3 separate regions of the Homo sapiens genome follow, and regions 1 and 3 are each linked to region 2. Evidence: read pairs that join two places in POLR2A ChIA-PET (ENCODE). Cell type or tissue: OCI-LY7. All regions are shown on one strand. Links, peaks and the distances in the headings refer to the core of each region. The heading gives the core; the rest is flanking DNA. Region 1 overlaps ENAH (ENAH actin regulator). Region 2 holds the start of LINC02765 (long intergenic non-protein coding RNA 2765). Region 3 overlaps EPHX1 (epoxide hydrolase 1).

The links. Peaks named below come from ENCODE experiments on the same cell type or tissue, not always from the same donor. Only the 100,000 strongest peaks of a DNase experiment are listed, where the experiment ranks them.
Region 1: POLR2A ChIA-PET joins it to region 2 with 10 read pairs; 3 of 35 experiments call an interaction of 5 or more read pairs at or near these places.
Region 3: POLR2A ChIA-PET joins it to region 2 with 15 read pairs; 4 of 35 experiments call an interaction of 5 or more read pairs at or near these places.

The regions. Positions count from the first base shown.
Region 1 is chr1:225,578,385-225,588,542 of GRCh38, forward strand. The region is part of intron 1 of ENAH (ENAH actin regulator); the gene reads right to left. Among named protein-coding and RNA genes, the nearest start is that of ENAH, 70 kb to the right of the region's middle. In OCI-LY7, for the core only: no CTCF peak of the experiment used is centred there; no DNase peak of the experiment used is centred there.
Region 2 is chr1:225,462,612-225,472,769 of GRCh38, forward strand. LINC02765 (long intergenic non-protein coding RNA 2765) reads right to left here and starts at 5,161. Exons shown (of 3, transcript NR_187303.1): 1 at 4,578-5,161; 2 at 2,612-2,754. RefSeq lists enhancers at 2,936-3,825, 4,514-4,813, 4,864-5,123, 5,254-5,533, 9,838-10,158. In OCI-LY7, for the core only: a CTCF peak has its summit at 5,298; DNase peaks (open chromatin) are centred at 1,308, 4,660 and 5,200; H3K4me3 peaks cover 2,361 bases; H3K27ac peaks cover 2,738 bases.
Region 3 is chr1:225,817,609-225,827,766 of GRCh38, forward strand. All of the region lies in intron 1 of EPHX1 (epoxide hydrolase 1), which reads left to right. Among named protein-coding and RNA genes, the nearest start is that of EPHX1, 13 kb to the left of the region's middle. RefSeq lists enhancers at 1-196, 197-1,023, 7,274-7,950, 9,960-10,158 and a silencer at 7,597-7,783. In OCI-LY7, for the core only: no CTCF peak of the experiment used is centred there; no DNase peak of the experiment used is centred there.

The DNA of each region.
Region 1 (10,158 bases), core at 1,278-9,277, 120 kb after region 2:
GGACCACTTCAGCCCAGGAGTGCAAGGTTACAGTGAGCTATTACTGAGCCACTGCATTCCAGCTTGGGCGACAGAGCGAGACACTCTCTCTTAAAAAAGGAAGAAAAGAAAGAAATATTAACAAACTAGTAAGACTGAGATTATCTAGGGTGGGAACCTGCTCTGTGTGTGCAACTCTAGCTGGCCACATAATGACAAAGACAGCCTGCTGCTAAGCAGCACAGAAAAAATTCAAGCAATGCTCTTTCTTGTAATATGAAAGACTAATTAACAAAGATAAAGCAAACGTTACTTGGAAAAATTAAAACCAACAGTTTCAGAAGAATGCACTCTACAACTGTCTATAAATATTTCAGAGTATTGTTTAACTGTAGGCACAAAAAATCCTATCAATGAGGAAAAATCTTATCAGTGAATTACTATCTAATAGAGACTAACAGCTCCCCAGTTAGTCAGTTATAAAGAATCCAAATCTCTTGGTTTATGTTATGAAAGACCTAAATCCCAGAGACAATTAAGTGACATAAGCAGTTACTGAGCCAGTGTTGATACTAATAATACTACTAATAATAGTAAAAAATAAGGATATGTATATAGTACTTACTAAGTGCCATATATGGTTCTATGTGCTTTGCCTTTATTAATTCGCTTATTTCTTCAACAACCTTATGTGGTAGGTACCGTTAATATCCCCATTTTACAGATAGGAAATGGAGACACAAGAAGTGAATTAACTTGACTAAAGACATACTGTAGGGAGAGGCAGAAATGGGACTTAAAGCAGCCAGTCTGCTTCCAGGTCTGGACTTGCAACCACTCTACTAAAAAAAGAAAGATTCTGACTATAAACTATATTAGTTCCACAAAATTACCTCTTCACATATTTTCTATTATTTCCACATTATACTTCATGTTATATTTAATTTGAAGCTAAGAGGAAAGAATTTATTTGCTGAAATTTATGTTCTTTTTAGAAATAACCAAGGTTTATTTTAAAGGTTTCATTACTGAAGATACAATGTTAACCTATAACAAAAACATGTCTAGAATATCAGATTTTTTTAAGGCAGTAGGAAGAAACTTATTCATAAAATTAATACTCCAGGGAAAGTTTCCTTCAAATAGAATCTCAACTTTCTTCAAAGAATTACATGAAAGACAAAATCTGTGGGAAACATTTTAGACATCAAACTATAGATACAGATAGAGATTCACACAGACATGCACACAGAAACATGAAGAATAGAATAGCAGCTATCGTTCCATTATTTTATTTAAACTACTCCAACTTTGTTACTACACAATGTATGAGTTTAGCACATTACAGGACGCACATGAACTTTGAAATCTATTAGCCAATTAGAAGAATATGTCTTTACATCTTTCAAAAAGAATAGGTAAAAAGAAATAATATATTTTCAGTTATAAATATTTTCATCCAAGTCAGTGTAGAAAAATATTGACTAGAAAATTAAGATAAAACTTCAACCTAAAACTACAGAAAAAGAACCTTTCAATGTTTAAAGTTTTGTTATGTTCCTTTATTTGAGATGCTTTGCTGTTCTTCCTATGTAAGACATCACATAGCTTCCTAGTGGTAAACTTTGCTTTTAAAATTTCTCACCCTACTGTGTGATTCTGGTTCCTACTCTAAGTATACACTGTAAGAAATAAAAATTTATTATACCTTCTTCTTCTTCCCCACACCCTCAACTCATCAACAACAAAAAAATAGCTATTAATAATCTCCACACCTCCTAGTATTCATGCCCAGAGACTTACCTCTACTGAACAGAATATGGGAAAAAAAATACATATATATATATATGGAATGTCACTTCCAAGGTTAATTTACGAAGTGACTCTGGCTTCCATCTAGCTTGCCACCACCTTATGGAGAGGCCCACACGAGACAATTATCAGGAATAAAATGAGGCCCTCAGTCTAACAGCTGGCATGCAACTAAATCCAATCCATTAATGTGAATGAGCTTAGAAGCAGATCCTCCTCCCCCCGTGATGACTTCAGTTGAGACTGCAGCCCTGGCCAACATTTTGACTGCATTTATGAAAGACCCTGAGCTAGAGGAACCACCTAAGCCAAACCCAGAATCCTGACCCTCAGAAACTGTGTAATAAATACGTGACGTTTTAAGCCACTAAAACTTTGTGTAATTTATTGTGTGGCTATAAGTAACACACTACCCCTTCACTCCCTCGTGCCTGACCCCAAGACCTTAAACTACTTAAGATTGGGCCGGGTGCAATTCACGCCTGTAATCCCAGCACTTTGGGAGGCCAAGGTGGGTGGATCATTTGAGATCAGGACTTCGAGAACAGCCTGGCCAACATGGTGAAACCCTGTCTCTATTAAAAATACAAAAATTAGCCAGCCATGGTGTCTCGTGCCGTAATCCCAGCTACTTGGGAGGCTGAAGCCTGGGAGGGTGGAAGTTGCAGTGAGCCGAGATCGCATCACTGTACTCCAGCCTGGGCAACAGGGCGAGACTCTGTCTCAAGAAAAAAACCAAAAAAAAAAAAAAAAAAAGCCAAGATTACCTCAGATTTCATAAGCTCCGTGACTTTTAGCACACATATAGGCACACAGGGCTCAGATTCTTCGTCTGGCCACCCATCTTTTTTTAACTGGACTTGTAATTTTCAAAGATCAATTCCCAGTGCACCAGCAAACCTAAACCGTCATTCACAGCATGAGAGTTCACAAAAAGTACAGACATCTAGAAATGGTCACAGAAAAAAAAGAAAAATGTGGGAAAACACTTCACTTGGCAACACATACTTCCCTATCTTAATAAATTCTCCCATTAATAAGAAACTTTTCTCAGTAACTGAATAGATTATTTCACCTGTTTCCTGTAGTTCTTCTTTTCCTCACATTATTTTCATGAAGTTATATGGCAAAGCCTCTCAAAATACTTTCCAAGCACCGTAGAGTTAAAAATATCAAGTGTGGCTAATTTTAGCTATAAAGGCACCAGGCAGAGCCAAGTTAGACAGACGTGGAAATAAAAACGGGATGAAAGATGGAGTGGGAGTGGAGGGTGGAGGGTGAGCCACACTGACTTCTTATATTTTTATTTTGCAAGGTTATTAATTTCAATGAATGAATAGTGTCAGCAAAAGACAAGTACCATATGAGATCAAGAAAGAAAAACTAAAGCAGAATACTATAGAATCTCAATCTATTTTTCTCAAAATGTAAGCAGGGAGGGTTCTGCTTCTGGCCAAGTAATGGCCAACTTTCCAAATGACCCTCCCATAGATAAAACTATAAACTCTGGATTAAAATTAAAAAGAATTTTTTTCTGAGACAGGGTTTCACTCCGTCACCCAGGCTGGAGTGCAGTGGTGCTCACTGCATCCTCTACCTCCCAGGCCCAAGCAATCCTCCTACCTCAGCCTCCCAAGTAGCTGGGACAAACCACAGGCACGCACCACCACACCCAGCTAATTTTTTTTTTTTTTTTTAATTTTTGGTAGAGATGGGATCTCCCTATCTTGCCAAGGCTGGTCTCTAACTCCTGAGCTCAAGCAATCCTCATCTCTGGATAAAATTTATAGAACAACTATATGAAATGTATGGTTTGGATCTGTGTCCCTGCCCAAATGTCATGTCACTGTAATCCCCAATGTTGGGGGTGGGGCCTGGTGCAAGGTGACAGGATAATGAGGGTCGTCCTTTCTGAATGGTTTAGCAACATCCCCTTGGTGCTATTCCTTTGATAGTAAGTTCTCATGAGATCTGGTTGTCTTCCCCCCCTCTCTCTCTCTTGCTCCTGCTCCAGCCACAGGAAGTGCCAGCTCCCCCTTTGCCTTCCGCCATGACTGTAAGTTTCCTGAGGCCTCCCCGGAAGCCAGCATCATGATTCTTGTAAAGCCTATGGAACCGTAAGCCAATTAAACTTCTGTTCTTTATACATTACCCAAGCTCAGGTATTTATTTATAGCAGTGAAAAGAACGGACTAATGCAGGAAGGCACTGGAGAATGAGAAGAAGGGAGTCAACTCTTTTAAGAAAGGAATAATACGGGGAGAGTTCTCTGATGTTTACAGCTTTTAGCCTGACAACTGGTCCTGGTCTGTGCTACATGGGAGAGCTAAAACTCCAACAGAAACCCCCACAGACTTTCTAGCTTAAAGATAAAAGGATAGAGTTCAGGGCAATCCATAGCTGCTGCAAAATGAGAGGAAATTCCTGGGAGGAAAATGAGCCAGTGGGCAGGAAGGAACCCCAAATTCTGTATATAAACTCTGCCTAAATCTCTGGATGATCCCTGATCTACTCATGTGTAGGGCAGTTTCCAAGTAACTAAAAGAGCTGAACCAAAATATGACCCACTGCCTAAAAGACAGAATTTGCTGTTTTGAGTCCAACCAAGTTATACAGATCTGTGGGACAGTATCATTGGGGCTAACATATTAATATGTGTAAGAGTCTGGGACAACTCCCCACTCTCCGCAAAAAAGAGCAAAGCATATTCAATCTAAAAACAACCACAAGTAGGTATATCACAGTTGAAGACGAAGATACTTGAAATGGCTAGAGAAAAATGAAACTTTACATAAAGAAGAACAATAAATTGGATGACCACAGACATCTTCATATTGTACTGCAGAAACAAAAGAGAACAGAGACAATAAAACAACATCTTTAAAGAGCTCAAATACAAAGCTGCCAATCTAGAATTCCATATCCAGGGAAAATATTCTTTAAAAATGAAGGCAAATAAAGATATTTTAAGAAAAAAGAGGCCAGGCGAGGTGGCTCACACCTGTAATCTCAGCACTTTGGGAGGCTGAGGCGAGCAGATCACCTGAGGTCAGAAGTTCAAGACTAGCCTGGCCAACATGGTGAAACCTCATCTCTACAAAAATACAAAAACTAGCCAGGCATGATGGCGGGTGCCTGTAATCCCAGCTACTCAGGAGGCTGAGGTGGGAGAATTGCTTGAACCAGGAGGTGGAGTTGCAGTGAGCCAAGATCGCGCCATTGCACTCCAGACTGGGCGACAGAGGAAGACCCTGTATCAAAAAAAAAAAAAAAAAAAAGAGAGAGAGAATTATTCAAGTTGAAAGAAAATGGTACCAGACACTCAAATAGTCTGTAAGAAATGAAGAGCATTAGGCTGGGCGCAGTGGCACATGCCTGTAATCCCAGCATTTTGGGAAGCAGAGGCGGGTGGATCACCTGAGGTCAGGAGTTCATGACCAGCCTAACATGGTGAAACCCTGTCTCTACTAAATACAAAAAAAGTTAGCCAGGCATGGTGGCGCATGCCTGTAATCTGAGCTACCTGGGAGGCTAAGTCAGGAGAATCACTTGTACCTGGGAGGTGGAGGTTGCAGTGAGCCCAGATTGCACCACTGCACTCCAGCCTGGGCAACAAGAGCAAACCTCCATCTCAAAAAAAAAAAAAGAAAAGAAAGAAAGAAAAGAAATGAAGAGCATCAAAAATGGTAAATGTAGGCCGGGCACAGTGGCTCGCACCTGTAATCCCAGCACTTTGGGAGGCCAAGGCAGGCAGATCACTTGAGGCCAGGGGTTCAAGACCAGCCTGGCAAACATGGTGAAACGCCATCTCCACTAAAAATACAAAAATTAGCCAGGTGTGGTGGTGCACACCTGTAATCCCAGCTATTTGGGAGGCTAAGACACAAGCACTGCTTGAACCCGGGAGATGGAGGTTGCAGTGAGCCAAGATTGTGCCACTGCACACAAGCCTGGGCGACAGAGCAAGACTCTGTTTCAAAAACAAAAAAGGTAAATACAGGATAAATATAAATTGGACTGTGTTCTTTTAAGGTAAAACTTGTAACGTTATCTTAAGAAGTTTCAAATTATGCAGATAGGATATATCAGACAAATACAGCAAAACAAACTGGGGGGAACAAACCTAGAGAGTTGCAAGGTTTCTACATTTTATGCAAAGTGCTACAACATTAACTCTAAGTAAATGGTAAAAGTGAAAGCAATAACTAACAGGAGAGAGAAAATGCAAAGAGGTATAGCAAAAAAGTCAGTAGAAAAATTAAAATAGAATTCTAAAGGTATTCAATTTATCCCCCAAAAAGGCAGAAAAGGAATAACAAAGGACTGAAAACAGAAGGGACAAACAGAATACAAATATTAAAATGGTAGACTGAAGTCCAACCTCTCCATAATTACATGAAATGTTAATGACTAAACACTCTCATTAAAAGGCAGACATTAGATAATAAAGAATCAATTACATGCTGCCCACAGAGATGCACTTTAAATATACAGAAAGCAGGTAGGTTCAAAGTAAATAAACATTGGTAAGCAACAAGATCTTCAAAGTAACATAAAAAAAGGAACAAAGTAAATAAAATATTATATGTCATGAAAACAGTACCCATATAGTAATATCAGAATTGACACATTAGTATCAGATAAAGTAGACTTTTAAGCAGAGGAATTTTTCAAAATTATAAAATGGTCAATTCATCAGAAACAAGTAACAATCCTGAATGTACAGCCACCTAATCACCATCTCTAAATACATAAAGCAAAAACTGACAGAATTAAAGGGAAAAATCTCAGCACTTTGAGAGGCTGAGGCAGGTGGATCATTTGAGGTCAGGAGTTCAAGACCATCCTGGCCAACATGGTGAAACCATATCTCTACTAAAAATACAAAAATTAGCCAGGCAGTAGTGGCGTGTGCCTATAATCCCAGCTACTCAGGAGGCTGAAGCAGGAGAATCGCTTGAGCCTGAGAGGCAGAGGTTGCAGCAAGCTGAGCTCATGCCACTGCACTCCCATCTGGGCGACGGAGTGATACCCTGTCTCAAAAAAAAAAAAAAAAAAAAAAAAAAAAAAAACAGAGAAAGAGAAAAAGACATTTTCACAGTATTAGTTGTAAATTTTAACACCCCCTTAAACTGATAAAACTAGACAACAGAAGTACACAAAAAAATTTGCAAGCACATAGAATAAATGAAGGTTATTAACCACTTTGACTCATTTGATATTTTAAAGACACTATACATAATAACTGCAGAATACACATTCTTTTCAAGTACATCTATAATCACCAAGATAGATGATATGCTGGGCCATAAAAAAAAATTGAATAAATTGCCCAGGTGCAGTGGCTCATGCCTATAATCCCAGCACTTTGGGAGGCCGAGGCAGGTGGATCACCTGAGGTCGGGAGTTCGAGACCAACCTGACCAACATGGAGAAATCCTGTCTCTACTAAAAAAATACAAAATTAGCCGGGCGTGGTGGTGTGCACCTGTAGTCCCAGCTACCCAGAAAGCTGAGGTGGGAGAATTGCTTGAGCCCAGGAGGCTGAGGCTGCAGTGAAGCATGTCTGTACCACTGCACTCCAGCCTAGGAGACAGAGTGAGACCCTGTGTAAAAAATAATAATAAATAAATAAGAAAAAAATCATGAGATGCAGCTAAAGCAGTGACGAATGGGAAATTTATAGTTGTGAATGCATATATGAGAAAAGAAAGGCCTAAAAGCAAAGACTTGAGCTTCGTTCTTAAGTTAGAAAAGAATGGGCATGGCGGCTCACGCCTGTAATCTCAGCATTTTGGGAGGCCAAGGTGGAAGAACTGTTTGAGCCCAGGAGCTTGAGACCAGCCTGGGCAACAAGGTCAGACTCTTAACTCTATAAAAAATTTTAAAAATTGGCCAGGCATGGCTGCGTGCACCCGTAGTCCCAGCTACTTGGGAAGATGAGGCTGGAGGATCAGCTGAGCCAAGGAACTCAAGGCTGAGGCATAAGAATCGTTTGAACCCGGAAGGCGGAGGCTGCAGTGAGCCGAGGTTGCACCACTGCACTCCAGCCTGGGAGACAAGCTCAAAAAAAAAAAAAAAAAGGAAGAAAAAGAGGAGAAGGAGGGGGAAGAAAAGAGGGGAGAGGAGGGGGAAGGAAAAGGGAAAAGTAGAGGGAAAAGGAAGAAAGAAATTGATATATGAAGCTCCTCACAAACAAAACTCCAGGCACATGGTTTCACTAGTGAATTGTGTCAAATAGCTCAGGAAAAAACAGCCCTGATATTATATAAACTCTCAAAAAAATAAAGAAGAAAACATTTCCAGCTTGATTCATGAGACCAGCGTGATCCCAACATGAAAGCCACACAAAGATATTACAAATAAAGAAAATCATATTATCCTTAAATAATACACAAAATTTCTTAACAAAATAGTATCAAAGTTGGCAATATTAAAATACTAACACATCATGACAAAGTAGGGTTTATTCCAGGAATGCAAGATTGGTTTAACATCTGAAAATCAAGGTAATTCACCGTAACAGAATAAAGGAGAAGAACAACGTAATGCAAAAGAGGCAGAAAAAGGCCGAGCATGGTGGCTCACCCGTTATCCCAGCACTGTGAGAAGCCAAGGCAGGCGAACCACTTGAGGGCAGGAGTTCGAGACCAGCCTGGCCAACATGGTGAAACCCTGTCTCTACTAAAAATACAAAAAGTAGCCAGGCGTGGTGGCACGTGCCTGTAGACCCAGCTACTCAGGAGGCTGACCATCTCAAAAAAAAAAGAGGTGGGGGTGGGGTTGGCTGGGGGACAGAAAAAGCAGGGATAAAATGCAACATCTGTCTTGACAAAAACTCTCAGAAAAGTAGGAAGAGAAGTGATTTCCCCTAATGTGATAAAGATCATATATTAAAATATCTAGAACATCATACTTAATTTTGAAATACTGAACTCCTTCCCCCTAAGGTCAGGTAGAAGGCAAGGATTAACCACTTCTATTCAACATTGTATTGGTGGTCCTAGCCTTTGCACTAAGGCAAAGAAAGAAAAGGAAAAAAAAGAAAGGACAGAAAGGGAAAATAGCCTCTACTTGCAGATGACGAATTGCTGCTTATGGAAAATCCTAAGGAATCTACAAAGCAGCAAATTAGTAAGTGAATTTAGCAAGGTCACAGGATTCAAGTTTAATTTAAAAAATCAGTTGCATTTTTTATATAGTAGCAACAACAAACCAGAAAAATAAAGTTTTAAAAACTGCATTTGCAATAGCACCCAAAAAAGAAAATCTTCATAATATCATGCGTAAAATCTTTATGCTGAAAACTAAAAAACACTGGTAAGAGAAATTTTAAAAAACTTAAACATATACAATGTTCATGGATTGGAAGCCTCAATATTGTTAAGATGTCAAGTCTCTCCTAAATTAATCTACAAGTTAAATGCAATCACAATGAAAATCCCATCAAGCCATTTTTGTAGAAATTGACAAACTAATTATAATATTCATATGGAAATTCAAAGAGCACAGAATATCCAAAACAACAACAAAAAAAGAATAATGATAGAAGACTAATAGTATCTGATTTCAAGATTACAAAGCTACAGCAATTAAGAGGGTATGGTAGTGGCCTCAAAAATAGACAAATATATCAATGAAACAGGACAGAGTCCAGAAATCAACACATATAAAGACAACTAATTTTTTAAAAAGACGTCAGTGGAGAAAAGATAATCTTTTCAATAAGTGGTGCTGGAACAACTGGATATGCATGCAGAAAAAAAATCTCAATGCATACCTCACACCATACAAAAAAATTATTCAAGATATATCGATTTAAACCTAAAAGCTAGACCCATAAACTTGGAGAAGGAAACCTAGGAGAAAAATCATCACAGGAAGGCAAAAGCTCTTCTCAATAATTACAGGGAAAAAAGGCAAATTAAAATTTTCTCCCATAAAAAGACACTTTTAAGAAAATGCATAGAGTATATAAATTTTTTCTCAATAAAGCTGTTACAGGAAGAAAGAGAGGGAGGAGGGGAAAAGGGAGAGAATGCATACATAGGCAAGGCACAGATGAAGAAAAAAATCTACGAAACATAAATCTGACATGAATCCAACATTTCTGAAACTCCAACAACCAATAAAACATTGGGCAAATAAGTTGAACAGATGTCACAAAACATGATATATAAATGCTCAGTAAATTTGTGTTAAATCATTAATCATCAGGGAAACGCCAGTTAAAATCACAATAAGATGCCACTACATAACCAGCAGGATGGCTAAAACATGGTTTAACCCTAACTCCCACACAGCAATGGTGAGAGTATAAAATGGTTCAACAAACTTTGAAAGAAAAGTTGGGGCCGGGCATAGTGG
Region 2 (10,158 bases), core at 753-8,752:
TGCTGCGACCATCCCTATAAGCTTTATAAAATGAACCCGGGAAGTAGGGAGGGGGGAAGGAAAATAAACCCAGCTGGCAGCACATCCAGCGTTTGGCACGAGGCCAGCCCGCTCCCAGACCCGCTTCCTCAGAGGTGTTTGCCTATTGCCCTAAAATCACGTAGACCCCGTGACAAGATTAAGGTTCCCCGTCACTGTTCTATAGATAACAACTTGAACACTATAAAATGGTAAGTTTTCCATTTGAGATATTCTTTTAGGTCCTTGCACACCAGTGACACTACTGATGTCAGCTGGTCTCAAGGACCCCACGGGAACAGACTCACAAAGAATGGAGTTTCCACCTCCTGGTGGCTTCATTCCCCTCACTCCAACCAATCAAAGACCCCAGTCTCCCAACCCCTCACCCTCCATGATCCCCTTAAAAATCCCAGCCCAGAACTCCTCAGGGAGATGAATTTCAGGGCTTCCTCCCATCTCCTGGCTTGGTGCCCTGCTATTATTTCCCTGCTGTCTCGATGTAATTGGCCTGTTACTGCACAGCGGGCGTGCAAACCTGTCAGTCCTAGAGCAATGCCATCTTACAGAGGGGGATTTCAGGAGGAAGCACAGGCGTGGGGAGAAAAGCAGTGAGTCTGAACAGCCCCTGCCGCGTGGAGTGTCTGGTGGGATCATGCTCTGCAGAGGCCCAGCTGGAGGCGTGGATCTGGGAGCCATCAGTAACCAGGTGGGGAGTGAGGTCATGGGGGTGCAGGTCACCCCGAGGAAGAGAGATGAAGGGGCTGAAGAAGAGGCAGAAAGAAGCATCAGCAGCTGAGAACACAGTGGAAGGGGGTGGAGCAGGAGCAGTCAGGGAGGCGGGAGGAAAACAGGCAAAACAGCCTCCCAAGGAAGAGGAGGGAGGGGAGGGGAGAGGTGCACAGGGCCTGGTGCTGCTCAGAGGCCAAGCAGGATAAAGCCTGTGAGGGGACAGGGCTGAAGGAGCAGTTCTTGGCAAGGCCCCTGAGAGGGGTGGGCTGAATCTGTAGAAGCAAGTGGGAGATTTTCAGGTGGAGAATCAGGCAGCCAGGTCTGCAGGATGAGAACACATCCTGTGCAAAGACCCCAAGGAAGCAGAAGGCCTCTGGGCAACTTCCAGGGACAAGGAGTTGGCACAGGGTGTGGCGGTGGGGAGTGGTAGTGGGTGTGGCAGGTGAGACACTGAAGAGGTAAAAAAGAACCACACCCAAAATGCTCACTGCACTGCTGAGCTGAGCACACCTTATTCTGTAGACTGGAACTGCAGCCCCAGGGCCAAATCTGACCTGACACCTGTTTTTGTGAATAAAGTTTTATTGGAACACAGCCCTGCCTGTTCATTTGCATACTGCCTGTGGCTCTTTTCACCCCATGATGACCTTATGGCCTGAAAACATTTATAAGTGGCCCTTTAAAGAGAAGGTTTGCCCACCCCTGCTGCAGACAACGTTTCACCACTGAGCCACTCTGAGAGGTGAACGAGAAGATCAGACCTCACTGGCTGCAGTGGAGGCAGTGCTGGAGGGCAGGAGGCTGGAGGCAGGGGGCCAGGGACCCGGCATTGCTGTCATCCTGACGACAGCTGATGCCAACCTGAATTCAGCCAGTCAGGATTGAGGGCACTTCACGTTCCAGGGAGAGCAAATAAAATCCTTTGGTTAGGCCAGGTGTGGTGGCTCATGCCTGTAATCCCAGCACTTTGGGAGGCCGAGGCGGGCAGATTACCTGAGGTCAGAAGTTCGAGACCAGCCTGGCCAACATGGTGAAACCCTGTCTCTACTAAAAATACAAAAATTAGCCAGGCATGGTGGCAGACACCTGTAATTCCAGCTACTCAGGAGGCTGAGGCAGGAGAATAGCTTGAACCTGGGGGGCGGAGGTTATAGTAAGCCAAGATCACGCCATTCCACTTCAGCCTAGGCAACAAGAGCAAGACTCTGTCTCAATAAATAAATAAACTTTGGTTAGCGCTGGCTACCTGAAGTACTGGGTTGAGAAAAACCCCGAGCATGCAGCTTGGCTCAGCAACAGTTCACTGCATCATTAACGTCACATGGAAAAGGGACCGGGAGCGGGTAGCACAAGACCACGAAATTTTTCCCCAATTTAAAATATCTATTTCCGTTTTGTTGAAAACTAAAGCTTGGCCACTGGGATTTCTCCTCTGCTGAAAGATACTTTAAAAATTCATCTTGGGATTTGCTCACGTCTGAAATCTCTAGAATCCCCTGGAGACTCTTAATGGCAGGACCTGGGAGGCTTGTCTGGGCTTATACACAGACAAAGCCTCTGCCTGCAAGTCAGTCCTGCATTCCAAAGAAGGAAATGAGGGGCGCTGGGGTCTGACCTCACACAAGGGCTGCAGGGTTCAGCTGCAGAGGGAGGCTGGGCTTCTGAGGCCACTTGCACTGCAGACTCCAGGAGCCAGGGCTGGGCTTTGACTGGCAGAGTCCGAGCAGAGGAAGCTTGCCGGACACCAGGAGAGCTGCCACCCGGACAGAGCTGGCCAGAGGCCTGTGCATGGGCCACAAGGAAAGAAGGCACAGCCTAACGTAACCTGGCAAGCACCTGTGTAGCCTCTGTAAGTGCTTACCCAGAGAAGCAGGAGCACGGCGATCTGGGTGTTTGGTGACACTTCCATCTGAGAGCAGGGCCCAGGTGGAAGAGGCAGCTGGATGCAGGTTAGTGGGGCCGGTTCCACGGACATTTGGGGCTGGGTGGGACAGGAAGTGGGATCTGAAAAAACAGTGTGACCATGTGCAGTTAGCCAGGGCTAGGGAAGGAAATACAAAGCCTTTTACAAAGTTTTTTTCTGGGTAAGCAAAATGGGCACAGCAGGGTGCTCCTGTCCCATTGACAGCCTGGTGACGCAGGCAGGGCTACGGGCTGGGGCCTGAGGCTATGAACCACGTAGGACTCCAGCATCAGATGTCTTTTCCTGATCCACAGTGCCATGAGACGTCTTTGGTTGAGCACCTGCCAGATGGCTATGAAATGAGCTGTCTGTGCACAAGAAACGAGGTGAGAGGAATGCGCCTTCCCCCAACCTGGAAGGACAGACAGGACTTTGTGCTCCTCCACCAGGCTCCCAGAGTAGGAAGGAAGGATGGGCTTGGGAGCTGATTCTCTGTGCTTCAGGGGCTGCCCAGGCAAGAAGGAACCAACTCCCACAGCCAGACCAGAGAGGAATCACTTGAGTTGCCCGAGGCCCAGCAGGAAGGGGGCCTTGGGCTTGGGGTCCTCCGATAGGAAACGCCTGCCTCCTGCGCAGGCAGCCAGACTGCCCACAGCCCGTGGCGTGGGCCCTGGAAGAGCCACAGAGCTCCCCCATCTCAAGAGCCCTGAAGGGGTCCCTGGGCACAGTCTGGCCACCCAGGAGGACCCCATGGGGACATCTCTGAGCCCCTGGACGGGGGGGACACTGTTCAGGGAACAGAGGAGCCGCAGTGAGTGCCCAGGATTAAGCCAAGGCCGACGCAGTGCTCCTGTTCCCCCAAAAGCCTCGGGACTCCCACATGAGCCCATGCGTTACCGGAAAGGGGTCCGGATCCACACCCTAAGAGAGGATTCTAGGATCTCGCGCAAGAAAGAATTCAGGGTGAGTCCGCAGAGTAAAGTGAAAGCAAGTTTATTAAGGAAGTGAAGGGGCCGGGCGCGGTGGCTCACGCCTGGAATCCCAGCACCTTGGGAGGCTGAAGCGGGTGGATCACCTGAGGTCAGGAGTTCGAGACCAGCTTGCCCAACATGGTGAAACCCCATCTCTACCAAAAATACAAAAAATTAGCCAGGCATGGTGATGGGCACCTGTAATCCCAGCTACTCAGGAGGCTGAGGCAGGAGAATCGCTTAAACCCAGGAGGAGGAGGTTGCAGTGAGCCGAGATCGCACCACTGCACTCCAGCCTGGGCAACAAGAGCGAAACTCTATCAAAAAAAAAAAAAAAAAAGAAAGAAAGAAAAAAGAAAGGAAGGAAGAAAAGAATGGCTACCCCACAGACAGGGCAGCCCTGAGGGCTGCTGGTTGCCCACTTTTATGGTTATTTCTTGATGATATGCTAAACCAGGGGTGGATTATTCGTGCCTCCCCTTTTTAGACCATATAGGGTAACTTCCTGACATTGCTATGGCATTTGTAAACTGTCACGGTGCTGGTGGGAGTGTAGCAGTGAGGATGACCAGCGGTCACTCTCATGGCCATCTTGGTTTTGGTGGGTTTTGGCCAGTTTCTTTACTGCAACCTGTTTTATCAGCAAGGTCTTTATGACCTGTATCTTGTGCCGACCTCCTATCTCATCCTGTGACTTCCTTAACCATCTAGGAATGCAGCCCAGTAGGTCTCAGCCTCATTTTCCCCAGCCCCTATACAAGATGGAGTTGCTCTGGTTCACACGCCTCTGACACATGCAGTGAGGACCCCTCCCCGCCCAGGAACCCAGTGGATGATTCCTCTCAGGAGGTGCGGCTGGGAATTAATTTAATTTAATCTAGAGAAATGATGTTTGTTTCATGTTCAAATGTTCTGGAGAGGTTACACCAGTGACAGAGGCCCTCTGAACTTACACACACAAAAGGCAACTCATTAGCAGGAAGATGAGAAAGCAGAAAGCGTCTCAAGACAGGAAGCTCGGCTTGGTGTCACCCAAATGTGTCTCCCCTTGACAAATCATCTCCCATGATCTGCCGGTCCCCGGGGAGGACAGGCAAGAGGCGGTGATGGGCTGTCAATGTGCATCTCGGCGTGTGGCAGTTGACAGGGCACCTTCATAGGTTTCTTCTCTGCAACTTCACTGCCACCCCCTCAGAAACTGAGACCCATCGGCGGCCGGCCTGAGGCACCCACAGCTGCAGAGAGCCGGGCACATCCAGGGCCTTGGGTGTGTCTCTCCTCCACTGTGGTGGAGGCTCCCCTCCACTGTGCCAAGCCCAGGGGGGCTGGCAGTCCCCGTGGGTGTGGCCCAGAAAGACTGGCAGTGTCTGTCCCAGACCTCAGGGCCACAGTCACCAGATAAGCACCCACTGCACTCAAGGCCTCTCTGATCAAGTCCCACGACCAGGCTCTCCAAGTCCTGACACCGCGGAGACCCCCAAAAGAGGAGGATGGAGCAGAGGGCAAGGCTCTCAGCTCCGCGGACTCACACCCAGCTGCAGAGGCAGGGGGAGCCGCCCTTTCTGTGGCCGGGGAAATTGAGGTCACTTCCTGTCTCGCTTCCCTCTCTCTGTGCTGGCTGCATCCTTCAGAAGGGGGGTGGGTGGCTGCAGGGCAGCGCCAGGCAAGGCTGCGGAGAAGCCGGTGCTCCCTGTGTCTAGGATGAAGAACAGAGCAGGGGGCTCCTCGGCGGTGTCGCTTCACCTCTCTTCCTGCTCCTTGATTCTCTCCACCCCCACCACCAGCCCAGGTGGAGGCTCTCGGTGATGAAGGTGCTGGCAGTGAGGGGCCTGCAGAGTCCGCATCTCTCTGCAGCTCAAGGGGCTCTCGGAGGCCACTGGGAGCTGGAGAGGGAGGAGGTCAGAGGCCTACAATTGGTTTTCCTGCTTGGAGAAAGAACAGATAGGAGCTTTCTAGGGCTGCGGCTCCATAAATAGCTCTAACTGTCCCTTCTCTCTCTTTTATGTTCTTTCAAACATGAAGAAAGAAACAAGCTCTAGCAAGGAACTCAAGTTAGACCGGCAAGTATTTGCCAAAGGTTAAGGGGCCAGAAAGCCAGAAGGTGGACACAACCTTAGGGACCCTGGGCCATGAGCCGTGAGACCTCTAGGATCAGCAGGGCCCAACAGGGCCATGCAGGAAGCCCTAGCTTCAAAGCCACAGGCACTGGGGAGTGGGTGGGGGCTCCCCAAAAACCACACGCTGCTCCCCAAACTCCTTTTAGAAGTGCCCCGGAAGACCTGGACCTGGCTGTGCACAAAAGCACCATGCTCTCCTCTGACCAGATCCCTTGGATGAGGTCCTTAAAGACCCCCTGGAGCTCAGTTTCCTCATCAGTAACTGGAGAGGTTTGCACCAGGTGGTCCTTGAGGGGCTCCCCCCAGCTCTGAGCCCACGATGGTGCATTTCATACCCTGGACTGTGTCTGAAAACTTGAGAAGGAGTAGGGAATAGGATAGATGCGAACTGAGCTTCTTGATGGGGTCCCGTACCTACCCCATATTTACTGCACTAGAAGCAGGGCCTGGAATCCACACTTCAACAAGCTCACACTAAAATGGGAGACCGTGCCACGCTGGCCTTTCTGGGGCTCCTCAGCCACGTTTTTGCACCTGCTGTTCTCTCTGTCTCCATTATTTCCCCTAGATCTGCACTGCTGTGTCCCTGATTTCACTCAGATCACTGCCCAATGTCCTCTTCAGAGAGGTCTTTCCTAACTGCCTCCTCTAACAGGTAAACAAGTAATTTTTTAATGTAGGTATGTCCCATGCAATGTTTGGAAAATACCGATACTAAAACATTATTTGTAATTGATCTGAAATTGAAATGTAACTGGACATCTGGTATTATTATTTGCTAAATCCAGCAACCCTAAGCAACAAGGACTCTGCAACCCAGCCCCCAGACTATAGGCCATTTGTGAGCTTGAGTCTCCAGGGGCGGCAGACAGGGCTGCAGCTGCTACGCCTGCCCAGCCCTTCCCCTCTGCTCCCCTCCCAGAAAGATGCATAAATGCCCGGGGTGGCCTAGGCAATTAAGGCGAATTGTCTTCTGGGCAGTCCTGCATACCTGCAGAGGACTGTAACTACAGAGGTGTGCACAGGAGTTTCTGGGCCAAGAACAAGACCTCAGGGCTTTCTCCTCCCATTCTCCCCTCCCCACCTCCTACCCCACATGTTTAAGGTGCCTTGAGTCCCCAGATGATCACACACTCTAGCCAGCTATACATATCGGTACACACTACAATCAGGCAACTGCTGCATGTGAGAGCCCCTGCCATAGGTAACAGGCACCATGGTCCAGACATATAAATAGAAGGTGAAGCTCCTGCCAGTAAGCATGGCAACCTGGAATTGGGGTGTGTTATAGGTTAAATGGTGTGTCCCCTCAAACTTCATATGCTGAAGTCCTAACCCCCAGGACCTCAAAATATAACCCTATTGGGAGATAGGGTCTTTACAAAGGTAAATCAAGAGGGCATGAGGTCATTAGAGTGGGCCCTAATCCAATATGACTGGTGTTCTTTACAGAAAGTAACCTGGGGCCAGGCATGGTGGCTCACGCCTGTAATCCCGGCACTTTGGGAGGCCAAGGCAGGTGGATCACCTGAGGTCAGGAGTTCAAGACCAGTCTGACCAATATGGCGAAACCCCGTCTCCACTAAATACAAAAAATTCACCTGGCGTGGTGGTGTGCACCTGTAATCCCAGCTACTCGGGAGGCTGAGGCAGGAGAATCGCTTGAACCCGGGAGGTGGAGGTTGCAGTGAGCTGAGATTGTGCCACTGCACTCCAGCCTGGGCAACAGAGCGAGACTCCATCCCAAATAAAAAAGAGAAAAAAGAAAGAAACTTGGACACAAACGCATGCCATTGGAAGACCGTGGGAAGACACGGGCAGAAGGTGGCCATCTCCATGCCAGACAGGGACCTCAGAAGGAGGCCATCCTGCCAACGCCTTGGTCTTGGACTCCAGCATCCAGAACTTCGAGATGATAAGTGGGGGTTGTTGAAGCTGCCCAGTCTGGGGAACTTTGTGACAGCTGCCCCAGAAATCTGATCCACTGCACCTGGCCTCAGAGTTCAGGCTGGCTCCACTCTCTCTCTCCCGACACCTCCCATCAGGTGGGGACCTGCAGCCCATTCCCAGGTGGGGGTCTGCACAAGGACAAGTTTGGGATGAAGCCTCAGGTCACCTGGCTTCCTGGATCTATAAACTGTCATCTAAGTGACAGGCTTGGCTCAGGAAAGCCGCTCGGTGCCAACCAGCTTGAGAGCCTAGCTCCCGGGGGCAGGCCACCGCACAGAGAACACACACGCTTTCCTAACAGCCTTGCTGGGGAAATTTGGCCACTGGCTGCAAAACCTCACTGGAAGTAAAAAATAGGAGTGTCAGATCCTGTAGCTGAATGAAAGAAATTTGGACCAGCCAGGGTTAAGGAAGACAGACTTTCTGCTCTCCAGAGTCTGCCTGTGCTCTCAGGACAGGCCTCGGTGTGGCAGCACGTGAACCAGTGGCAGGCTGTTTTTCTTTCTTTCCATGTTCCCAGCCCCTGGCACATGGTAGGTGCTCAGAAAGTGCTAAGGACTTCCTAAATGCAAACCTACACAGCCTAGCCCGTGCAGCAGGGAACGGAGATCACCGGGCACTCGGGAGCCATCCACTCGGTGGTGGGCGATTTGAGCCGCTGTCTTCAGGACCGAGACCAGGCATCAGGGACCCCAGATTGTGGAGCAGACAACAACGCCGGCTGACCTCGGACGACGTCTCGTCCCGTATTCTATGTCTCATGTCCTCTGTGAAATGGAAGAGCCTCCATCCCTAAGGGGACAGAGTTTCGGGCTTGGTGAATGGAGCCTGGTGCGAAGCAGGAAGGAAGCCCCTTGGCTCCCACCTGCCAGCTACTCCGGGGCACTCCCCCGACCTTCTGGCCATCTCCATTGCTCAGAGCCCCACTGTGGGAGGTCTGAGCTCTCAGAGGCTGCAGTGAAGAGTGACAAGGATGACGCCCCCACCAACCCCATCAGGGTTCCTGGGGGTGCGGATGACATGTGGGCCACCTGGGCTTGTCTTTAGCGTTTTGGGGAGATGAATAGTTTGAGTGACTGTCTGCTTGCACCTGCCTCAGGACAGAGTAGTGAGAGGTAGGAGGAAGGCGTAGAGGGGAAGGGAGCTTCAGAGGTAACCCCCGACTGAACCGAGAGTGCACAGGTGGTCATCCTGCACCCAGTCCTCCTGTCAACACCAGTAAGTGGGCGGTCCCCTCCCTGGGCAGGGCAAGACCCCTGGGCCTGAGGGAGGTGGGAACGAGTGCAGGTGGCGGGGGTAAACATCTCTGCAGGAGGCAGAGCCTGTGAGCCAGTGCCTCCGGCCAGCCCCTACTGCCGGGTGTAACGGGTGTGAAGGGAGACATGTGGACCGGCACCTTGTTCCGGTCACTTCCACTCTGAGCTTTTCCCGCCCATCACACCAAACTGCTGGTGGTGCCCCCGCCCTGCACTGCCGCCGCCTGAGGCCCTATCCAAGCCATCTCTGATAGAGCTGAGCCTCGAGGGGCAGGACTCCCCTAAAAACATCCCCTGTCTTCAGCAGGGGTCCAGGGACCTAGACAGGTGGGGGACCACCCGTTGTTACGGAGTGACTGGGAGGGCCACCCGAGGAGAGCCAAGCAGGGGACCACCCCTCCCGGCATGGGCAGACCTAGCAGGGCAGCCCCGGGACTTGGGGCGTGAGATCCGACTTCCTGAGGCTCCACTCCTGGCGGGGGGCAGGCCAGGCCACCGTGGCTCTCCAAGGAAGGCGCACTGCCTAGCTGCGTGGAGCGTGGTTGGCCTCCAGCCGTTGGCTTCCTCAGGGTCAGCATCCTCTCTGCCTCTCCAGGAGTCTGAGCTAGGTGAGGATACAAGGGCCTGACTATTCCACCCCTCAAGGGCTCCTCTGATGGGCAGCACTGGCTCTGCATGCCCACTGGGCTGCCAGAGATGAGTGTGGCAGATCCACATCGCAGCTTACCCACCCCTCCTGCACTCTCTTGCAGCCTCTCTTTTCTTCATGGGTGTTGCTCCCTCATAAATAAATAAATATATATATATACACACACACACACACACATAGTTGCTGTTGTTGTTGTTGTTGTTGTTTTTGAGGCAGGGTCTTGCTCTGTCGCCCAGGCTGGAGTTCAGTGGCACAATCACAGCTCACTGCAGCCTCTGCCTCCTGGGCTCAGGTGATCCTCCTCCCGAGTAACTGGTGAGAGGTGACAGCGTGCTGGCAGTCCTCAGAGCCCTCGCTTGCTCGTGGCACCTCCTCTGCCTGGGCTCCCACTTTGGCGGCATTTGAGGAGCCCTTCAGCCCACCTCTGCACTGTGGGAGCCCCTTTCTGGGCTGGCCAAGTCTGGAGCCCACTCCCTCAGTTTGCAGGGAGGTGTGGAGGGAGAGGCGCAAGCGGGAACCGGGGCTGCGTGCGGCGCTTGCGGGCCAGCTGGAGTTCCGGGTG
Region 3 (10,158 bases), core at 1,266-9,265, 360 kb after region 2:
TTTTCCCTTACCCTCTCTGCCCCCACACTTTCCTCCCCAAAGTGGCAGACTTCCCCCAGGAGAAGCACTGGCTTTTCACGCTGCTGTGAGTCTCAGTCACTATTAGAGAAACACAGTCAGAGCCAGGCCTGCCCAACTGTCGCAGGGCTGGGTCCACCTCATGGCCTTTGTTCTGGAAAAATACTTGGGCATTCTGCCCTGCAATGCACTTAGCCAAGGCCGGGCACATGGCAAGTGCTGAGTCATGGCCGGCTAGCACTTTACTGCGATTTTAGGAGCACTTTCTTGTGGTGAGGTTCTGACTGCTTGCTTGGGTTGGGGGAGGGGAGTCTTTGGGCAGGCGGTAGACCTGCCCTTTACTTTGTGTGGCCGGATCTGAGTCTGACCCCATCTTTTTAGACCCAAAACCCTGATATTTGTAGTGCGCCTAGGATACTGGTTCTCCAGTCTTCTTTGGGGTCAGGGGGCGTTATAGTGCCTCATGCCACCTACTCAGCCCTCTTCCTGCATCTTATGGTCTGTCTCTACCAACTAGGCTAAGTAGGTTATATTTATTATTCCTCAAGGGGAATTCAGCTCTTCTTGTTCAAAAGTTCTGATTAATTTTCTATGCTCTCATTCAAAGAATTTTTAAATTCATTCATTCATTCAACAAATAATTAAGCTTCTACTAGAATGCCAGGCACTGAGAGTCCAGATGGGAGCCAAAGCAGACATGGTCAGTGGCCTACAGGAGCTTCCGTCCAGCTGTCAGTCACATAATCACCCTGACAAATGTGAGCTCGACGAAGGCTAGGACTGAGAGATCTGCCTTGCTGGGATAGGTCAGGAGAGGCTACCCAGAGGAGGGACAGTCAGTCTGAAATCTGAAAGGTGGATAGAAGTTAGGGAGGTGGGAAGGGGAGGGAATAGCTTTTCGACAGAGGGATTCGCCTTCATAAAGCCCCACAGTAAGACAGCATGGTGAGCACAAAACTGAAAGATCGGGGGGCAGCGTGAGATCCCAGCCCTAAAACTCTCACTTAGCTTTCAAGTAAACTGTTTCTCCATAATATTGATACCAGTAGCACTCTGAGGGGCTAGGGGAGTGGTGAGATCACACAGGCCTTGAAGGCCACACTAACCCAAGGACAATGGGAAGCTCTTTAAGGGTTTCGCAGGGGATGGGATATACATGATCAGATTTGCATTTCCAAAAGATCACTCTGGCCTGGCTCATGCCTGTAATCCAGCTATTTGGGAGGCTAAAGCAGGAGGATCACTTGAGCCCAGGAGTTTGAGACCAGCCTGGGCAATATAGTGAGAACCTGTCTCCATTAAAAAAAAAAAAAAAAAAAAGGTTTGTATGGTGGCTCACGCCTGTAATCCCAGCACTTTGGGAGGCGGAGGCGGGCGGATCACGAGGTCAGGAGATTGAGACCATCCTGGCCAATATGGTGAAACCCCATCTCTGCTAAAAATACAAAAAATTAGCCGGGCGTAGTGGCGGGCGCCTGTAGTCCCAGCTACTTGGGAGGCTGAGGCAGGAGAATGGCGTGAACCCGGGAGGCGGAGCTTGCAGTGAGCCGAGATTGCGCCACTGCACTCCAGCCTGGGCGACAGAGCGAGACTCCGTCTCAAAAAAAAAAAAAAAAAAAAATACAAAAATTATCTGGGCATGGTGGCATGCGCCTGTAGTCCCCGCTACTCAGGAGACTGAGGCAGGAGACTTGCTTGAACCAGGGCGGAGGTTGCAGTGAGCCGAGATCGTGCCACTGCACTCCAGCCTGGGGACAGAGAGAGACTCCATCTAAAAAAAAAAAAAATGTTTTAAAAAGATTGCTGTGGCTTCAGAGTGGCCATTGTGTTGGAAGGGGTAGAGCAGATGTGAGTGGACCGGGCAGGGTAGTAGTCCAGGGGAGAGCCACAGGAACCTGGGCTGGGTTGGAGATGGATTTGAGATGTACTTTGGAAGTTCAGCTGCCAGAACTTACTGATATCTGTGGCGGAGTGAAGGAGAGGGGTTTCAAGGACGTTGCCTGGGTTTTTGGCTTGGCAGTAGCAGGGCGGGTAATGTCAGTTACTGAGGGAGGGAACACCAAGAGAAGACAAAGTTTAGGGGGACAGGATCACAGTGCGATTTCAGATGCACTGGAGAAAATTTTGACACAAGGTACTGTCTGGGCCCCAGGTGGCTCTGCTCTAATACATTTATAACTCTTTGTCCGCACTTAATCACTCTGTCATACTTAGCTGCCAGGGGGCCAAGAAATGTCAAGTGTTTGGCTGGTCTTCTCCAACTAAAATTAAAAATCCTTTGCTAAGGAAGAAGGAGAGAACATTGCTAGCAGTCTGCCTCAACATCCCAATCTGATGGCGTATTTGCCGCAGCCACCAGCTCATCAAGGACAGCTGCGGTGAACCTTTGAGTTCTGAGTAATCTCCTGTCTGGGCCACCTTTCTTCACTCAACCACAAAATCCTCACATTCCCAAGTATATTTTCTTTCTTTCTTTTTTTTGTTTTTTTGAGACAGAGTCTTGCTGTGTTCCCCAGGCTGGAGTGCAGTGGTGTGATCTTGGCTCACTGCAACCTCCGCCTCCTGGGTTCAAGCAATTCTCCCTGCCTCAGCCTCCTGAGTAGCTGGGATTACAGGCATGCCCGGCTAATTTTTGTATTTTTAGTAGAGACGGAGTTTCACCATGTTGGCCAGGCTGGTCTTGAACTCCTGACCTCAGGTGATCTGCCCACCTTGGCCTCCAAAGTGCTGGGATTACAAGCATGAGCCACCACGCCTGTCCCCAAGTATATTTTCTTAGCTCACTCTTTTCAGCATGTAATTTACAGAAGGGTAATCTGAATTGTAAACACGATTTCTAAGTTAAAACTCCTGGGTCAGCTCGTGATGAAGTAGCAATTTATAAAAGAGATAGTATAGTAATAAATGAGACAACTACACTCGGAAATGTGGAATCATCAACTCTTATGCGAAAATAGCCTATGAGACTCTTGTGTTTTTTCATTCATGCCATGCGCTTCCTCACTTCCATCCCATTCCATTCCACATGCTCTTCTTTCTGCCTGGATTATTCCCATTCCACCATTATTTTTCTCCTGGTAAACTCCTATTCATACTTAAAAACCCTGCTCAATGACCCCTTCTCTGTGAAAACTTTGTGGCAAAACCTAACCACTTCTGCTTGTGCACACTTCTCTTCCATCTGTGTGCATATAGTATGTGTCTATAACTGGAAGGGTGTTTATCTGTTATCCGTTTGTCTGCCCTGCTAAAGTGTGAGCTCCTACAGTTACAGGGTTGTGTGTTAGTCCTGGTGCCTGCACAGTACCCAGCCAGTAGTTACACTCAGTGTTGCTGAACCAACCTCTGGTCCAAAAACATGTTTATACTTGCTTTTCCAAGGCGCCAATCCAAATCTCTTATTTACTTTAAAAAACAAATAACTTCTTGGCACTTTAAAAACCACATTCAAATAACAGAAAAAGAGTTCATTTGAACTTTAAGTATCAATCTTAAAATGAATTGTATGTTTTAAAACTTGACTTAGTGACATCACTTAAGAGAATTTTTAAAAAGCAAACTTTTATTTTTACCCCAGTGTAACAAATATTAAGTTCCATTAAATTATTAAACTGATCTACCTTTTCTTTTTTTTTTGAGATGGAGTCTTGCTCTGTTGCCCAGGCTGGAGTCTAGTGGGGCAATCTCGGCTCACTGCAACCTCCGCCTACCCAGGTTCAAGCGATTCTTCTGCCTCAGCCTCCCGAGTAGCTGGGACTACAAGTGCACACTACCACACCCAGCTAATTTTTGTGTTTTTAGTAGAGACGGGGTTTCACCATGTTGGCCAGGCTGGTCACGAACTCCTGACCTAAAGTGATCTGCTCGCCTTGGCCTCCCAAAGTGCTGGGATTACAGGTGTGAGCCACCATACCCAGCCTGTTTTTCATTTTTTGGTTCTTTTTTTTTTTTTTTTTTTTTTTTGAGACAGGTTCTTCCTCTCAGGCTGGAGTGCAGTGATCATAGCTCACTGCAGCCTCAACCACCTGGGCTCAAGCAATCTTCCCACTTCAGCCTCCCGAGTAGCTGGGACCTCAGGCATGCACCACCATGCCTGGCTAATTTTTTTTTATTATTTGTGGAGATGGGGTTTTGCCATGTTGCCCAGGCTGGTCTCAAACTCCTGGGCTCAAGTAATCTACCTGCGTTGGCCTCCCAAAGTGCTGGGATTACAGGTGATTTACCTTTTAACTGTGCCAAAGAACAAAGCACCTACTTTATTTGCTCTCCTGTATTTAAAATGGTCCTTTATACCTCAGATCCAGAAAGATAAACACAAGTAAACTAACAAGTACTCTACTTGTATCATTTGTTGTTTTCTAACAGTTTACATTTAGTCCATCTTTGAAGGGTAAAGACCATTGATTGCTCATCTAACTTCTTCACCTTGAACTTAGTGAGATTTTCTTCCACCTTTCACAAATGCATGCCCAAAATTTGACTTCAGTGTAGAATTGGAATTAAAATGTATGCAATCCCATTTCTTACAGTAGGAGCCAAATGTTCATCAAGTTCCCCTCTGAGCTCAGTATCTTGTAGCTAAATGACCACTATCTTCCAGTCACGTTTTTAAAAAAAATCATGCTGGTTTGCAACAAAAATTGTATTTTCTTTACTAGGCAAGTGAACCATTTTGTTGGGAAGAGTACCTTGGCTTCGAGAAAAAAATGATTTCATTCTGAAAGGCTTCCCCTCCAACCCCCTCCTGCACAAACTCTCAGCCCAGTAACTTGTCAGTATTCTGGAAAAGTGCATTACAAAACAAAAACTCGAATCAGATAAAATATATCTCTGGAACTTTTGAGGCAGATCAATGAAGCTCTGATTTCAGGTGCTAGCAAAATAAAGCAGGCACTCTCATTTTGTATTGTTTTACTTCTCAGTTTTTCATGGTGTCTCCTAAACTTTGATGTTTTGAAGAAGTTCTAATGTTTGCTACATCAGCAGGAGCTGACCACAGGGAAGAGATAAATATAGCTCTCCTTGGAAAGGTGAAGGCTTAGCCACCAGAATTCTGCCCCTTGATGCTGAGAATGCACCTTCTCCGAACAGATGGAAAAGAGGGGTGGAGATTACCCCAGGGACATATCTTGCAAAATGCTGATACCCGAAGATGTACATAGCCTTGTGCTTTGGTCATCCTCCCAAATCATGTCCTTGGTGAAGGCACATGGAGAGGAGAGCAGATGCTGCCAGACCACGGTGCCTGACGCCATGCACTCCCTCACGTCCAGCCTGTTTATGTGCACACGGCTGCAGCGGGACCTTGGGGTGTGGGCTAAATAACAAGAACAGGGGCTCCTCTGGGGTCTGTTACAAGGCAGAGATGCTCCACGGTAATTAGGGATTTAGGGGAAGAGGAAGGAACACACATGTTGATAATAAGTAGTTCAACATTATTATCCCCATTTTACAGATGCAGCTACTGAGCTTAGAGAGGTTTCATAACTTGCCCAGAGCCCCTCAACTAGTAAACAGTGGAGCCGAGATTTGAACGACCCAAAGAGGAAAGCAAACAAGCAGCCCCTTTATTACTTTTTTTTTTTTTTAAGATGAGGGTCTTGCTATGTTGCCCAGGCTGATATTGAATTCCTGGCCACAAGTGATTCACCACCTTGGCCCCACGAAGTACTGGGATTACAGTCATGAGCTACCACACTGGGCCAAAGCCCTCGTATTGTAACCTCCAAGATGTTTTCATTTCTAAAGTCAAAGGTTGTCAGAGTTGCTGTTTTGCAGGGAGCCATGGGATGGGGAGTCTCCGGGAAACCCAGGCTGGCTCCTTAAATGGCATCACCCAAGTTGGCCATCAAGCTTCCCCAGACTCAGTCACTCGGCCCCCTCTTTCCCTGGCTGTAGAGCAGGGGTTTGGACTCGAGGCTGCTGAGTTCCTCTCCAGCTTCCATGCCCAGTGGCAGTGACTTATCAACTGGCCCACCCGGTGGATGTAGGGGTGATGCAGCCCTGCTCTGTCCTCTTGAGTGCTGGGTGGCCATGAGAGAGGGAGGCCATGAGAGGGAGGGGAGGGTTCTCATCTGCTTAGTGCCACCCCCTCCCCAGCCCACCCCAGGTCCTCTGCCGCCTTGGGTTCCTGCGTGAGCAGTCCTTCTCACTCTGGGCGATGTTCGCTTTCACCAGCCCAACCCCAAGAAGTCCACCCTGGGGAGGACAGAGGGAGTCTCCACGGCTCCACACCCCCATGCTTTGTCGGAGATCTGGCCAGGCAGAGTGGTGCCCTCTTGACTGAGCCTCGAGCCTTTGCTTTCCCCTTACTCCACATAAAGCCGCAGCCCTGGCGAGGGAGCCCAGAGGCCTGAGGACAGCCTGCTGGGTGCCTGGCACTCTCTAGATCCTCCCTGCCTGGGCGGTGGGCATCTGCAATTCTCCCTGTCTCGAACTGCAGCAGAATGTGTGGGCAGGGTTAGGCAGATAGAGAGTGGGTGCCTGGACTCATTGGTCAGACTCTAAGACCGCCCACCCCCGCCGCCCCCGCAGTCCTTCCCAGGACTGGCTGACCCACCAGATAGGGGAGGGTGTTGTTTCTTATTATTACATTTTTTGAGAAAAGCTATGCAGGCCTGGGAGACGTCTGTGCCCTAGGAGTCCCTTCTGGCCTGAAGACTCAAGGCTGCAAACAGGTGCTGAGAGGGAACAAGAAGGGGAGTTGGGGTGCAACACACCCAGTGACAGACCAGGAGTGAGTGCTGTGGCCACAGATTCTAATCCTCACAACTGCAGTGTGATTTAGGCTAAGCCCCTTGCCTACTCCGATTCTTGCCTTAAATAAGTGAAAAGGAAAGTCAAGTTTGATGAGTTGTGGCTCTTTAGTGGGTGGATTTGCATGTACCATGGATTACATTTACCAGGGTCTAGGAATTGTCAAGCGCCCAGCAGGCTGCCATCAGGCCTCCGAGCTCCTTCGCCAGGCGGCTTTATTTGGAGTAAGAGGAAAGCAAAGGTTTGAGGCTCAGTCAAGAGGGCGCCACTCTGCCTGGCCAGCTCTCCGACAAAGCAGACGGGGGGGTGTGGAGCCGTGGTGACCCCCTCCGTCCTCCCCAGGGTGGGCTCCTTGGGCTTGGGCTGGTGGAAGTGAATATTGCCTGCAGCAAGAAGAAGGACTGTTCATGTGGGAGCGCAAGGCGGCAGCGGGGTTGGAAACCCACCCCCACACAGTCAACACCTGCTGTCACACCAGGCTAATCAAGAACACTTTTCTTTGGTGCATTAACCACCTGCTATTAAATAAAGGGCTGTTACTAGGTGGCAAAGTAACACACTGCAGTAGAGCCTATTTGTAATCTGAGATCAGTGGCTGTAAGGCACCATCCTTGAGCCAAGCAAGTACTAATATTCTTGTTATCTTAATTAGAATGCAAGAGATCGTGTTTTTAAAATTCTCTTTGAATCTGTCACTTTGCCCTCCTCTTCCTGGGTGATACACCTGGTAGTGCTGGTGGGGGCCATCATAATGCCCCTTGTCCCAGATTCCCTTCTTTTAGATGGGACTCGAGCACTGATCATTTCAGCCCTGTATCTCTCAGGTCAGCGTGGTTCAGTTTGCTGTGCAGAGTCCAGGGGAGATAACCACGCTGTGCACACATGAGATTGGCTGACTTGGCAGGACTGTGCAATTGTCAGAAGGCCGTGGGGAGTGGGGGCCAGTGCCTGCAGCCTGCCCTGCCTCTCTCACAGGCCCTTAGAGCATCGCCAGGTGCAGAGCTCCACAGCTCTCTTTCCCAAGGAGTAATCAGAGGGTGAGAACGTGGAGCCTGGTGGACAGGTGAAAGCACTGGGATCTTTCTGCCCAGAAAGGGGAAAGTTGCACATTTATATCCTAGAGGGAAGCGACAGCAGTGCTTCTCCCTGTGCTGAGGTACAGGTAAGGAGGGTGGTTTGTAAAGTTCACTGGGGAGGGTGATCCCTCTTTATTGTTCTAATATTATGCTCGCAGCCTCCTTGACAACATCATGCAAAATGTGTCTTACTAGCTTCTAGTGCATAAAATATTGGTGGAGCTCTTCGCTGTGCTGGGCCAGTCACCAGTGCTGGGCACTGTGGGTCAAGGCAGTGCCCAGGACGGGCACAGCCCTGCCTTCCCAAGCTATGGTTTATTGTGGTAGGATCTGCCTGCCCAGTGAAGTGTGTTCAGCTGCTCCTGTTGCTGGGGGAAGCTCTGCTCTCTGCCTTCGGCTGCCTCCCACACGCTCCCATGTGTCTCCCAGTCCCTAACCCCTAGTCCTGCTTTCAATACCGCAGGGGCTTTTAGCTGACTTTTCTCCATCTTCTTAAAGGGCAGGATTTCCTGGCAGAGACATAACGTCTTTCTGGAAATGAAAGAAGCTGATGCATGTTTTTTCTTTTCTGAATTACTTAAATAAGAGGAACTCATTTCCAGGTATTCCCTGCCTTGTTTTTATTGTGGGAGTGTGGTCCCAGCTGCCCATCTGATCAGCTGACATAGGGTCCTTGGGGCCCAGGCACTGTTACTGCTTGGGATTGAAAGATGAAAGCCACAGGGCCAGGCACAGCAGCTCGTGCCTCTAATCTCATCACTTTGGAAAGCCGAGGTGGGCGGATCGCTGGAGGTCAGGAGTTTGAGACCAGCCTGGCCAACATGGTGAAACGCTGTCTTTACTAAAAATACAAAAATTAGCAGGAGGTGGTGGTATGCACCTGTAATCACAGCTACTCAGGAGTCTGAGGCACGAGAATCTCTTGAACCCAGGGACAGAAGTTGCAGTGAGCCGAGATCGCACCACTGCACTCTTTGAGACTCTGTCTCAAAAAAAAAAAAAAAAAAAAAAGGGAAAGCAATGGCCTGGCTTGGCTGGAGATGGAACATGCATCAACGTGTCCCACGTGTCTCCAGCAGGGATAGCGAAGGCCTGCCCCCTGGCACATGGTAGACTGAGTAAATGTTGATCAGTGAGACCTTGAGGCACTTTAGAGTTTCACAATCCAGAGAGGGAGATAGATTGGAAGTTCAAGGGTGGACACCTGGGCATGATTCCCAGGACGAAGGCTGCAGTCGGTTCTAAGAAGTATGCTGGTGACTATGAGAGAAGAGGTTGTGGGTTTCCTCTCTTGAAAGCTGTCTCCATAATCACATGTGGGGTGATAAGGGCTCTGGTCCAGGGGAGGGGGCGAGGCACACAGGGGGCTGAATCTGATGGCATGAGGACTTGGTGATGGGCTGTGGGGAAAGAATTGGAGATGACTCTAGGGCCTGAGGGTGGGAAGCTGGGAGTTCACTGGGATCACTGATAGAAACGCGGAGGTGGGGGGTGCCAAGCTGATTTTCCTGATTAGATTTCCTACAGAACTGCAGGAATAAGGCGAGAGCCATCGCCCTGGGTGGATTTCTGTTTGGAGCTCTATCGCTGGACCACTGTGGACAAGTATTTCATAGAACGACCCCCAGTAGCCCAATTCTAGGTTTAGAGGGGCAGCTCTTGACAGGAGCAAACTCCAGGGCCTCTGCAACCCCCCAGCAGAGTCCCAAACATCTGACATGTAGCCAATGGAGGACATGCAAGTGGTGGGGTTCCCAGCAGGGACCACCTCCTGCCTTGGGTTTCCAAGACAGAGCGAGGGGCGCTGCTGGGGCGTGGTTTGCAGGGGCCTTGTCAGAACTCGATGCTTTCTCCTCCGTCTGGGTCCTAACTGCAGTGCATCTAGAGACCCTCCTCTGACTCAGGCATAAGGACGGCCCGCATATTCATGCAGGTTACTCTGAACAAGAACAGTCTATGGGTTACTTCCCTAGGAATGAGGAAGATGAAGAGCTAGATAACAATGCTGGGCTGGTATCTGCCTGATAGTGCTTTGCCAAGACTATGGTTTCTTCCTCTTCTGATCAAAAAAGACACAGGAGTCAGACAAATGGGGATTAAAAGACAACTGAGTTGATGTGAAATGTAACAGGCAACACTATGGACACAGAAAGTAGATTAGAGGCTGCTTAGGACCTAACGTGGAGGGCAGTAGGGGAGCGACAGCTGAAGGGTATGGAGTTTCTCCGTGCCGATGAAAATGTTCTACAGTTGACTGTGGCTATGGCTGCACATGTCTGTGAATATCCTAGAAACCACTGGAGGGTTC